Linked DNA regions of Homo sapiens: region 2 is linked to region 1. Evidence: chromatin contacts called from ENCODE Hi-C data. All regions are on one chromosome and are shown on one strand. Each heading gives the region's core, a stretch centred on a gene start or an enhancer-like site at or near the end of the contact. The rest is flanking DNA. Distances are from core to core; before and after follow the strand shown. Region 1 overlaps CD247 (CD247 molecule). Region 2 has its middle 82 kb from the start of MPZL1.

Region 1 (5,388 bases), core at 1,178-3,677:
AGCAATGACCCACTGGAGATACCTCAATCACCCTGAACTGCAGAACGACTCCAGCTAATTTACTGGCAACATATAATGTTTTACTACTCTCTTTAATTTGCTACCAGCCTGGCCAACAGGGTGAAACCACATCTCTACTAAAAATACAAAAAATTAGCTAGGTGTGGTGGCGGGCGCCTGTAATACCAGCTACTCAAGACGCTGAGGCAAAAGAATCGCTTGAACCCAGGAGGTGGAGGTTGCAGTGAGTTGAGATAGCACCACTGCACTCCAGCCTGGGCCATAGAGTGAGACTCTGTCTAAAAAAATAAATAAACAAAAATTTTTTTAAAAAGTACCACAGCCTCCTTAATTCTCTCCTCAGTGTCAGATTTCAAATATTCATGTTTCATTGTAAAATTGGATCATTTGTTCAAAACTACCTACAAATTATGTATTCCCATAGATAAGGGTTCCAAGGGAAGAGGGAAGAACAGGGCTGTATGATTTCTTAGGGGTAGCGCTTTATGAGCAAATGTTTCTCTTCTTGTATTTTTATTTCCATTAAAGTTGTTATGTTTTGAGCGATACTTTGTGATCATTTTTCTTTTCTTTTTTTTTTTTTTTTTTTTTGAGACAGAGTCTCGCTTTGTTGCCCAGGCTGGAGTGCAGTGGCATGATCTTGGCTGACTGCAACCTCCGCCTCCCAGGTTCAAGCGATTCTCCTGCCTCAGCCTCCCAGGCAGCCATGATTACAGGCACCTGCCACCACACCTGGCTAATTTTTTGTATTTTTAGCAGAGACGGGGTTTCACCATGTTGGCCAGGCTGTTCTCAAACTCCTGACCTCAGGTAATCCACCCGCCTCAGCCTCCCAAAGTGCTGGGATTACAGGTGTGAGCCACCGAGCCCAGCCTTTGTGATCATTTTTCTTTTCATTTTCAAGTAAATCAACTTAATATAAAAGTGCAGAAAAGTAGGAAAAAATCAGAATTGCCCATAATACCACTTTCAAACACAGCCATTATTAATATGATGGCAGATGGCTGACCAAAGTCTTTGTTATTTATAAACTGTAATCATTTTACATAACAACTTTCCACGGGCAGGTGCAGTGGCTCACGCCTGTAATCCCAGTACGTTGGGAGGCCGAGGTGGGCAGATCGCCTGAGGTCAGGAGTTTGAGACCAGCCTGGCCAACATGGTGAAACCCTCTCTCTACTAAAAGTATGAAAATTAGCCGGGCATGGTGGCACGTGCCTATAATCCCAGCTACTTGGGAGGCTGAGGCAGGAGAATCACTTGAACTTGGGACGTGGAGGCTGCAGTGAGCCAAGATTGCGTCATTGCATGTCAGCCTGGGTGACAAAGTGAGACTCTGTCTCAAAAAAAAAAAAATTTCCTGAAGAATTGTTTTTTTCATTTAGTATTATGTTATAATCTAAGACTTCATGTTATTTCATATATTCATATTTCATGTTACTTTGTCATTTTACTATTAATAAATATCCTTTTTAAAGGTTGCCTAATAAGCTTTCCACTATCTACATAACCATTCCCCATTGGTGCTCATTTGTTTCCAATTTTTCACCATTATAAATAATTCTAAGATGAACAGCTTCATTCCTAAAGCTTTTTACAGGATTGGAATTCCATCAATAATAGCTTGAAAAATGGGCCAGGTGCGGTGGCTCAGGCCTGTAATCCCAACACTTGGCGAGGCCAAGCTAGCAGGACTGCTTGAGCCCAGGAGTTAGAGACCAGCCTGGGCAACATGGCAAGACCCTCCCTCTACAAAAAATAAAAAATTAGCTGGGCATGATGGTGCATGCCTTAGTCACAGCTACTCAGGAGGCTGAGGTGCGAGGATCACTTGAGCCCAGGAGGTCAAAACTGCAGTGAGCCCTGACCGTGTCACTGCACTCCAGCCTGGTTGACAGAGTGAGACCCTGTCTCAAAAAAAAATAAGTGAATAAATAATAATACTTTGAAAAATGAAAGCTAAGACTAATAGTCCAAGAGATAAATCAGCAAAAGATATAAATAGGCAATTCGCAGAGACAGGAAAACAGATTACTTACAAACATATAAAAAGACATACTGGGAGCAGTGGCTCATGCCAATCCCAGCACTTTGGAAGGCCGAGGCAGGCAGATCACTAGGTCAGGAGCTCGAGACCAGTCTAGCCAATATGGTAAAACCCCATCTCTACTAAAAATACAAAAATTAGTCAGGCATGGTGGCATGTGCCTGTAGTCCCAGCTACTCGGGAGGCTGAGGGAGGAGAATCGCTTGAACCCAGGAGGCACAGGTTGCAGTGAGCTGAGATCGAGCCACTGCAATCCCACCTGGTGACAGAGCAAGCATCTGTCTCAAAAAAAAAAAAAAAAGAAAAGAAAAGAAAAGACAGTCTCAGTGCTAGCCAAGGAAATGAAAGTATGAAGTGACAAAGAGATGTCTCCTGTTTTTCACAGGTGGTCAGAGCGGGCTTCAGCTGTGCAGATCTGTCAGGGAAGGGCACTCCGGGCAGAGGAGCAGAGGTGGAAAGGCTGTGTGGTGGACCTGTGCCCAGTGTCTCTGAACTGCAAGCAGGGGTAGGTAGCATGAATGAGGGGAAGTTCTAGGAGACTAGGAAAGAGGGCGACAAGCGTGTGGGGTTGTTAGGTAGAACTTCCTTGGCCAGTGGCTTTTACTCTGAATGAGATGGGGAACAGCTGCAGGGTTTTCTCTTTTGACAAGGACACATTATGTTTTTATTTAAAATATGGTAATAACATTTCAAAGAAAAAATTAAAGCCAACTGGAACAAGGCAAGGTTCACAGTTGCCTTGGGCCCCTGGGCTAACTGGAGATGCCCCGGCAAGCCCCAGGACAGGCTTCAAATCAGCCCTAAAATCCAGGCTATACTGCCAGCCTCCATTACCTGTCTGCATTCAGCCAAACATAGTCATTGTCATCTCTTCTTCCCCTGGTCCTCAAAACCAAGCTCTTCCTACTCTTGCCCCATAAACCACCCAGAAAGTGGTTGTTTGTCCTGAAAGGGTGAAACCCATTCACTCTTTTGCTCCTTCCTCATCCATTAACACTAATAATCCCTAAGCCTCCATTTCTGTTATGGGCTGAATTTTGCCCCCTGAAATTCTTATGTTGAAATCCTAACTCCCAACACCTCAGAATGTGACCGTACTTGAAGAAAAGGTCTTGAAAGAGGTCACTAAGTTAAAATGAGGTCATTAGTGGGGGCCCTGATCCAATATGACTCGTGTCCTTGTAAGAAGACAAGATTAGGTCGGGCGAGGTGGCTCACGCCTGTAATCCCAGCACTTTGGGAGGCTGAGGTGGGTAGATAACCTGAGGTCAGGAGTTTGAGACCAGCCTGACCAACATGGTAAAACCCCAACTCGGCCGGGTGCGGTGGCTCATGCCTGTATTCCCAGCACTTTGGGAGGTGGAGGCGGGTGGATCACCTGAGGCCAGGAGTTTGAGACTAGCCTGGCCAACATGGCTAAACCCCGTCTCTACCGAAAATACAGAAAAATTAGCCAGGTGTGGTGGTAGGCACTTGTAAACCCAGCTACTCAGAAGGCTAAGGCAGGAGAATTGCTTGAACTTGGGAGGCAGAGGTTGCAGTGAGCCGAGATCACGCCATTGCACTCCAGCCTGGGCAACAAGAGCGAAACTCCATCTCAAACAAAACAAAACAAAACAAAAACCATCTCTAATAAAATACAAAAAATTAGCTGGGCATGGTGGTACACCATGAGGCTTCAGGAGGCTGAGGCAGGAGAATCCCTTGAACCCGGGAGGCGGAGGCTGCAGTGAGCCGAGATTGTGCCACTGCACTCCAGCCTGGGCGAGGGAGCAAGACTCTATCAAAAAAAAAAAAAAAAAAGATGAGATTAGGACACAGACATGTACAGAGGGAAGATGCCGTGAAGATGATGTAAAGACACAGGGAGAGATGGCCACCTACAAGCCAAGGAGTGGCACCTCACGAGTGGTCATGTGGTGGCCATCCTTACTAGGAGAAAATGTCACGCACTGTGCTGGGCAGTGAGGGTGGAGGTGACAGACACAGATGTAGCCTCCCAGCCGAGCAGAGAGGTGGGCAAGGAAACAAATCATCCCACGAGAGAGGGGCACAGGGTGCTAAGGAAACATGAGGGAGGGACGATGCCTGCAGTCACGCTCTGGGAGTAAACAATGACAGGCAAGTGATCTCCTTTGGTGAGCAGGTTGCATGTTTCAGTTCCCTCCGCTCATTCCACCAAGAGCCCCCCAACGCCAGTGGACAAGTCTCTCAGGTTAGCAGACAACACTTGCTATATGCCAGGCACATAGAGTGTAAGATACACACACACACTTGCATACATATGTGTATATACACACACATAAATAGAACAATACAAACATATATGTATGCATGTACATATATACATAGAGAGCAATATGTGTGTGTATGTGTGTGTGTGCATATATATATATTATAGATATATATTATATATATATATATTATAGATATACAGAGAGAAAGACACTTATTCTTACCTCTTGTTGCCAACTTGGACATGTAGCTTTCTCTGGCTGACTCCAGGGACTGATGCTGTAACAATCATTGTCATACCAAACATTTGCTCTACACTTTCAGTTTACAAAACCCTTTTATATTTTTTATTTCATTTGATCCTAACAACAATTGAGTGAGGTAAGCCGGGTAGATCTTATTTGCTCCACTTTGCAGATAAAGAGACTGAAGGTCAGGGAGGTGAAGTGACTCTCCCGCAGTCAAACAGCTCATGTGTCAGAGCCTGGACGAGAAGCCAGGTCTTGCCGGGCCTTTGTTCTTTCTCACGCAGCACACTGCCCTCAAGTTTTGCTCTTGAAAATTAGCACCATTTCAAAAAAATCTACTTTCGAGCAAACCCCTTATGTCAAAATTCCAGGCAGTATTTTGCCATTTCTCTGAGAATTTAATTTTTTCTGAGGATAAACTCTCACAGTATACAGAGAAAATAATGTAAATGTCCATCAACTAGGAACCTGATAAATTTTGGTGTATTCATATATAACCGTTAAAAAAAACACAACAGATAATTCTACATGTGCTACCATGAAAGATCTTCAAGATAATTAGGTTTTAAAAAAGGTGGCCAGGTGCAGTGGCTCATGCCTGTAATCCTAGCACTTTGGGAGGCTGAAGCTGGAGGATTTCTTGAGCTCAGGAGTTTGAGACATAGCAAGACCCGTCTCTGCAAATAATGACAATAACAAAATTAGCTGGGTGTGGTGGCACACACCTGTAGCCCCAGCCCCCTCCTCCGGAGGCTTAGGTCGGAGGATCACCTGAGCCCAAGAGGTGGAGGCTGCTGTGAGCTGTGATCATGCCACTACCCTCCATCCTGGGCAACA
Region 2 (6,075 bases), core at 3,082-5,581, 350 kb after region 1:
CAATATGTTCTTCCTCCATTATCTGTCAAATCAACGCCTTCATCTCTGTCTCCACTGATACTTCTTTCTTGCAGGCCACCCTAATTCCAAGCTTGCAACAGCAACTATCTCCCAGTCTTCATCTTGACTCAGCTGTCTTCTAACCCATTCTGGATAAAGAATGGTGGTCCTTCTACTTTTCTTTTTTTTTTTTTTTTTGACAAAGTCTCGCTCCGTCGCCCAGGCAGGAGGGCAGTGGCACAATCTCAGCTCACTGCAACCTCGGCCTCCCGGGTTCAAGTAATTCTGGCTCCCAAGTAGCTGGGATAACAGGTGTGTGTCACCACAGCCGGCTAATTTTTTTTTTTTGTATTTTTAGTAGAGACGGTTTCACAATGTAGGCCAGGCTGGTCTTGAACTCCTGACCTCAAGTGATCCACCTGCCTCGGCTCCCAAAGTACTGGGATTACAGGCGTAAGCCACCACACCCGACCCTACTTTTTTTTTTTAATGAAAGAGATGGGGCCTCACTATGTTGTCCACACTGGTCACTAACTCCTGGACTCAAGCAATCCTTCTGCCTCAGCCTCCCAAATGCTGGGGTTATACATGTGAGTCACCATGCCTGGCCAAGAGTGATGGTCTTTCTAAAACGGAAATATGGTCCATGCACTTCCTTGGGAAAGTCATTCAGTGCCTCCTACTGCTGGCAGGATAAGGTCTCAAACTCTACCACCTGCCCCATAAGGCCTGAGGGCATGCAGCTCCTGCCCGCCCTCTAGTCATCACACACATGTCACCCTGCTGAGGAGAACTCCAGCCAGACCAAGTGGGAGGACCCAGGCTCCAAAACTCCTCCAGCACCAAACGCTGTGTCCCAAATCTGTAAAGCTCTTCACCTGGCTGAGTCCTGTTTCCTCTCTCAGGAAGCTTTCTCCAGCCTTCTAAAGCCAGGATAGGGTGCATGCCGGGCCCCTTCATAGCTATGCGTTTTAATGATCTGTTCCCCCAGCGGAATTCTGAGTGCTTTACCTGTTGTATTAATCCATTCTCACACTGCTATTAAAAACTACCTGAGACGAGGTAATTTCAGAACAAAAGAGGTTTAATTGACTCACAATTCCACAGGGTTAATAGGAAGCGTGACTGGGAGGCCTCAGGAAACTTACAATGGTCGAAGGAGAAGCAAGTACCTTCTTACCATGGAAGACCAGGAGAGAGAGAGTGAGGGTGGAAGTGCCAAACATTTTTAAACCATCAGATCTCGTGAGAACTCACTACCATGAGAACAGCATGGGGGAAACCTGCCCCCATGATCCAATCACCTCTCACCGGCCTCTTCTCCAACACTGAGGATCACAACTCGAGATGAGAGTTGGGTGGGGACACAGAGCCAAACCTTATCACCCTTAACCCACAACAACCTTATGAGGTGGATACTGTTATTATCCCCATTTTACAAACAAGGGAAAGAAAGCACAAACAGGTTAAATAACTTACCCAAGGACACAAAGAAGTAGCAACTGGATCCAGTCCAGTGTGGTCCCAGGCCCACATCGGTAACCACCATGCAGAGTGTTTCTTACTTCTCATTGTAACCCTAGTGCAGAGCCTGATTAGTATAGTTGATGTTAAGTAATTTTTGTTTACCTCCATATTGTTTACTCATTCAATAAATATTAGGTTTCTACTTCTAAGGTAGTCTGTAAGAATTAGCTTGAAATGATCAAATGAAAATATTATTGGCCAGGTGCAGTGGCTTATGCCTGTAATCCTAACACTTTGGGAGGCCAAGGCGGGCGGATTACCTGCGGTCAGGAGTTGGAGACCAGCCTGGCCAACACGGTGAAACACTGTCTCTACTAAAAATACAAAAATTAACTGGGCGTGGTGGCACACGCCTGTAATCCCAGCTACTCAGGAGGCTAAGGCAGGAGAATCATTTGAACCTGGGATGCAGAGGTTGTGGTGAGCCGAGATCACACCATTGCACTCCAGCCTGGGCAAAAAGAGCGAAACTCCATCTCAAAAAGAAAAGAAAATATTATTTAATGAACTTATTAATTTACACTTTCTGAAGACTTACTGTTTGTGCAGGCACACTGGTCTTAGTGCGAGAAATAGAGAATGAGAACAATACCTTTACCCTTGAGTTGACAGGCATGGGGGTTGTGACAGAAATAAATATTTTAAAAAGATCATCACTTTTTCATTCCTGTTCCTGAAGCCTTCGTGGATTATTTATGTCTGCCTTCTCCTAAAAATAATTCTATCCAGGATGCCCCGAGGATGTCATGCTGGAAGCTTCCTGTAGGTAACGAGGGGCGCCGCAGTGGTGCTAAGTGCTGAGGCTGCAGGTCTGAAGACAAAAGCCTCCAGAGCGTGACCAGGAATGGTTCGTTTGGCTGCAGCCACAGTAAGGAGCCAGTGCTGCCACCTGCTGGCCAAGAGCAGGTTCGCCCACACCCATTCTGTTGTTAGGAGGCTGAATCACAGCCAGATGGAGGAGGGAAGGGATTTTATCACAACTCGCTTAGTTTAGAGATGAGGAAACTGATGAAAAAGGGACTTGCCCAAGGTCACGTAACTGGTTTGTGGCATAGTCAGAACCGGAACCAAGTACAGGGTTCCTGCAAAACCTGATGCACGCTCCTCTGGATTCAGGCACATGGAACTTAACCTTCAAATTGCAGTATGGTCTTTTCTCGCTTTTTCCTTTCTCTCTTCCCTCCCCCCTTTCCCTCCCCTCCTCTCCTTTCTCCTCCCCCTCCCTCCTCTCTCCTTCCTTCCCCCTCCCCCCATCCCTCCCCTCTCCTCCCCTTCCCATCTCTCCTCCCCTCTCCTCTTTTTTTTTTTTTTTGAAACCAGTTCTCATCACTGCACTTCCAGGACAGGGGAAGCACTGGGGAATGAGGCATCCTAGCTCTGTGGAGGGAAAGGGAGCTGGTCAACATATGCTTTAGGTATTTGTGGGTTTGTTTTTAATTAATAAACTTTATTTATAGAGCAGTTTTAGACTCATAGCAAAATTGAATGAAAGGTAGAGAATTCCCATATAGCCCCTGATCCTACATACTCACAACCTCACCTGCTAACAGCATTCCCCACTACAGCAGTTCATGTGATACAATTGATGAACCCACACTGACACGGCATTTTGACCCAAAGTCCATAGTTTACATTAAGAGTCACTCTGCTGTTACACATTCTATGGGTTTGAACAGATGTATAATGATGTGAATCCTCCTTCAGAGTAATGTACAGAATAGTTTCATTGCCCTAAAACTCCCCTAGGTTCCTCCTGTTCATCTCTCCTCCTCCCACCCCACTGGCAACCACTGTCTCCATAGTTTTGCCTTTTCCAGAAGGTCACATAGTTGGAACCATAGAGCATGTGGCCTTTTCAGACTGGCTTTCACTCAGTAATGTGCATTTAAGGTTCTTCTCTGTTTTTTTCATGGCTTGATAGCTAATTTCTTTTTAGTGCTGAATAACATTCCATTGTCTAGATTTACCACAGTTTATCCATTCACTTACTGAGGGACATCTTGGTGGCTTCCACGTTTGGGTAATTATACAGTTGCTATAAATGTCCATGTGCAGGGTTTTGTATGGATATGAGTTTTCAGTTCATTTGGGTACATGCCAAAAAGCACAATTGCTGAATTGTATGGTAAGAATATGTCTGGTTTTGTAAGAAACTATAAACTGTCTTCCAAAATGGCTGTACAACTTCACATTCCCTCCAGCAACGAGTGAGAGTTCCCGTCACTCCACGCCCTTGCCAGCATTTGGTGTCTTAGATTTTGGCCATTCTCGTAGGTGTGTGGTATGCTTTAGTTTTTTAGTAATTTGGGAGATGAACTATTAGTTTCAGAAATCCTCACACTCATTAGCACTATCTACCCATAGAATCAAAATCACAGGGAAGCCTGGTGGTGTTGACTTACAGAAAACATGAATACTTGCCTGCAGTTCACAAAGGGCACAGGGGTGAGACTCATGCTTTTGGCAGCTGTTGGGCAGCTGAGTATAAACCAGACTAAGGTGGTTGGGGCAGAACCCCAGAGTACTGTCCCCTGAGCCTATGTTCAAGCAATGCAGAGTGGCAACCAGAGGATGCTAAACTCGAAGGAGATGACTTGACTTTATCATGATCACTGCCTGCAGTTACCACCAGGAAGGCCTAACACAGGGTGCAGGATATTTAAAGAGAAGGAACGAGTATAACCCAATAAGGAAGGCATAGGCTAGAGATAAAGGCCACCATCCAGAGAGAGTGCCCAAAGGCCTACCTTCCTTTGCCCATCAGCATTTAGACATATGTTTTAGTTTACTTCTCTCTCACTGGCTAAAAGCAGACCACAGTCGGTTTCTTTGTTTCCTGTCTGTACCGTCTGTTCTCTTTAAAGTAAAAAAAAACAAACTGTCTAAATACAGGATGGGGAGAACTTGTTAGAATACATGTGACAGTATTAAAGGCTAATGCTTATGGATCTCCTTCTGTATACTAGGCAGCAGGTTTTTTTAAGTTAAAAAAATTGTTTTTTTGGTTTTTGTTTTTGTTTTTTTTTTAGTATTTATTGATCGTTCTTGGGTGTTTCTTGGAGAGGGGGATGTGGCAGGGTCATAGGATAATAGTGGAGAGAAGGTCAGCAGATAAACACGTGAACAAAGGTCTCTGGTTTTCCTAGGCAGAGGTCCCTGCGGCCTTCCACAGTGTTTGTGTCCCTGGGTACTTGAGATTAGGGAGTGGTGATGACTCTTAAGGAGCATGCTGCCTTCAAGCATCTGTTTAACAAAGCACATCTTGCACCGCCCTTAATCCATTTAACCCTGAGTTGACACAGCACATGTTTCAGAGAGCACGGGGTTGGGGGTAAGGTTATAGATTAACAGCATCCCAAGGCAGAAGAATTTTTCTTAGTACAGAACAAAATGGAGTCTCCTATGTCTACTTCTTTCTACACAGACACAATAACAATCTGATCTCTCTTTCTTTTCCCCACATTTCCCCCTTTTCTATTCGACAAAACCACCATCGTCATCATGGCCCGTTCTCGATGGTCGTTGTCTCTTCGGAGCTGTTGGGTACACGTGCAGAAAGGCTGTCACTTCACACTTGGAAGATTGCACAGCGGCCAGGCAGAGGCGCTCCTCACTTCCCAGACGAGGCGGCTGGGCAGAGGTGCTCCTCACTTCCCAGACAGGGTGGTGGCCGGGCAGAGGCGCTCCCCACTTCCCAGACGGGGCAGCCGGGCAGAGGCGCTCCTCACTTCCCAGACAGGGTGGCGGCCGGGCAGAGGCGCTCCCCACTTCCCAGACGGGGCAGCCGGGCAGAAGCGCTCCTCACTTCCCAGACAGGGTGGCGGCCGGGCAGAGGCGCTCCTCACCTCCCAGACGGGGCTGCTGGGCAGAGGCGCTCCTCACTTCCCAGATGGGATGGCCAGGCAGTGGGGCTCCTCACATCCCAGACGATGGGCGGCCATGCAGAGATGCTCCTCACTTCCTAGACGGGGTGGCGGCCAGGCAGAGGCTATAATCTTAGCACTTTGGGAGGCCAAGGCAGGCGGCTGGGAGGTGGAGGTTGTAGTGAGCCGAGATCATGCCACTGCACTCCAGCCTGGGCAACATTGAGCATTGAGTGAGCGAGACTCTGTCTGCAATCCCAGCACCTCAGGAGGCCAAGGCAGGCAGATCACTCCAGGTCAGGAGCTGGAGACCAGCCCGGTCAACATGGCAAAACCCCATCTCCACCAAAAATACAAAAACCAGTCAGGCATGGCAGCGCGTGCCTGCAACCCCAGGCACTCAGCAGGCCTAGGCAGAAGAATCACGGGAGCCCGAGGCGGGGAGGTTGCAGCGAGCTGAGATCACGGCAGTACAGTCCAGCCTTGGCAACAGAGGGAGACCGAAGAAAGAAGGGAGAGGGAGAGGGGGAGAGGGGGAGAGGGGGAGGGAGAAGGAGACGGAGAGGGAGAGGGAAAAATTGTTTTTTGAGATGGTCTGACTCTTGTCTGTTGCCCAGGCTGGAGTGCACTGGCATGATCTCTGATCACTGCAACCTCCGTCTCCCAGGTTCAAGCAATCCTCCCA

The links. A loop is a pair of places that touch in the nucleus more often than their neighbours do. Pooled maps may share reads with other maps.
Region 2: a loop to region 1 is called in a map of ascending aorta, with 4 times the contacts of the local background. The contact joins two enhancer-like sites. A Hi-C loop is called at or near these places in 2 of 168 maps with a recorded cell type or tissue (OCI-LY7 and ascending aorta) and 8 of 50 pooled maps.

Annotation. Positions count from the first base shown.
Region 1 is chr1:167,448,559-167,453,946 of GRCh38, forward strand. All of the region lies in intron 1 of CD247 (CD247 molecule), which reads right to left. Among named protein-coding and RNA genes, the nearest start is that of CD247, 67 kb to the right of the region's middle. Within about 2 kb of position 2,428, at least 3 of the 41 ENCODE cell types and tissues checked have a DNase peak (open chromatin) inside an H3K27ac peak, as active enhancers do.
Region 2 is chr1:167,801,105-167,807,179 of GRCh38, forward strand. No RefSeq gene overlaps it. Among named protein-coding and RNA genes, the nearest start is that of MPZL1, 82 kb to the left of the region's middle. Within about 2 kb of position 4,332, at least 3 of the 41 ENCODE cell types and tissues checked have a DNase peak (open chromatin) inside an H3K27ac peak, as active enhancers do.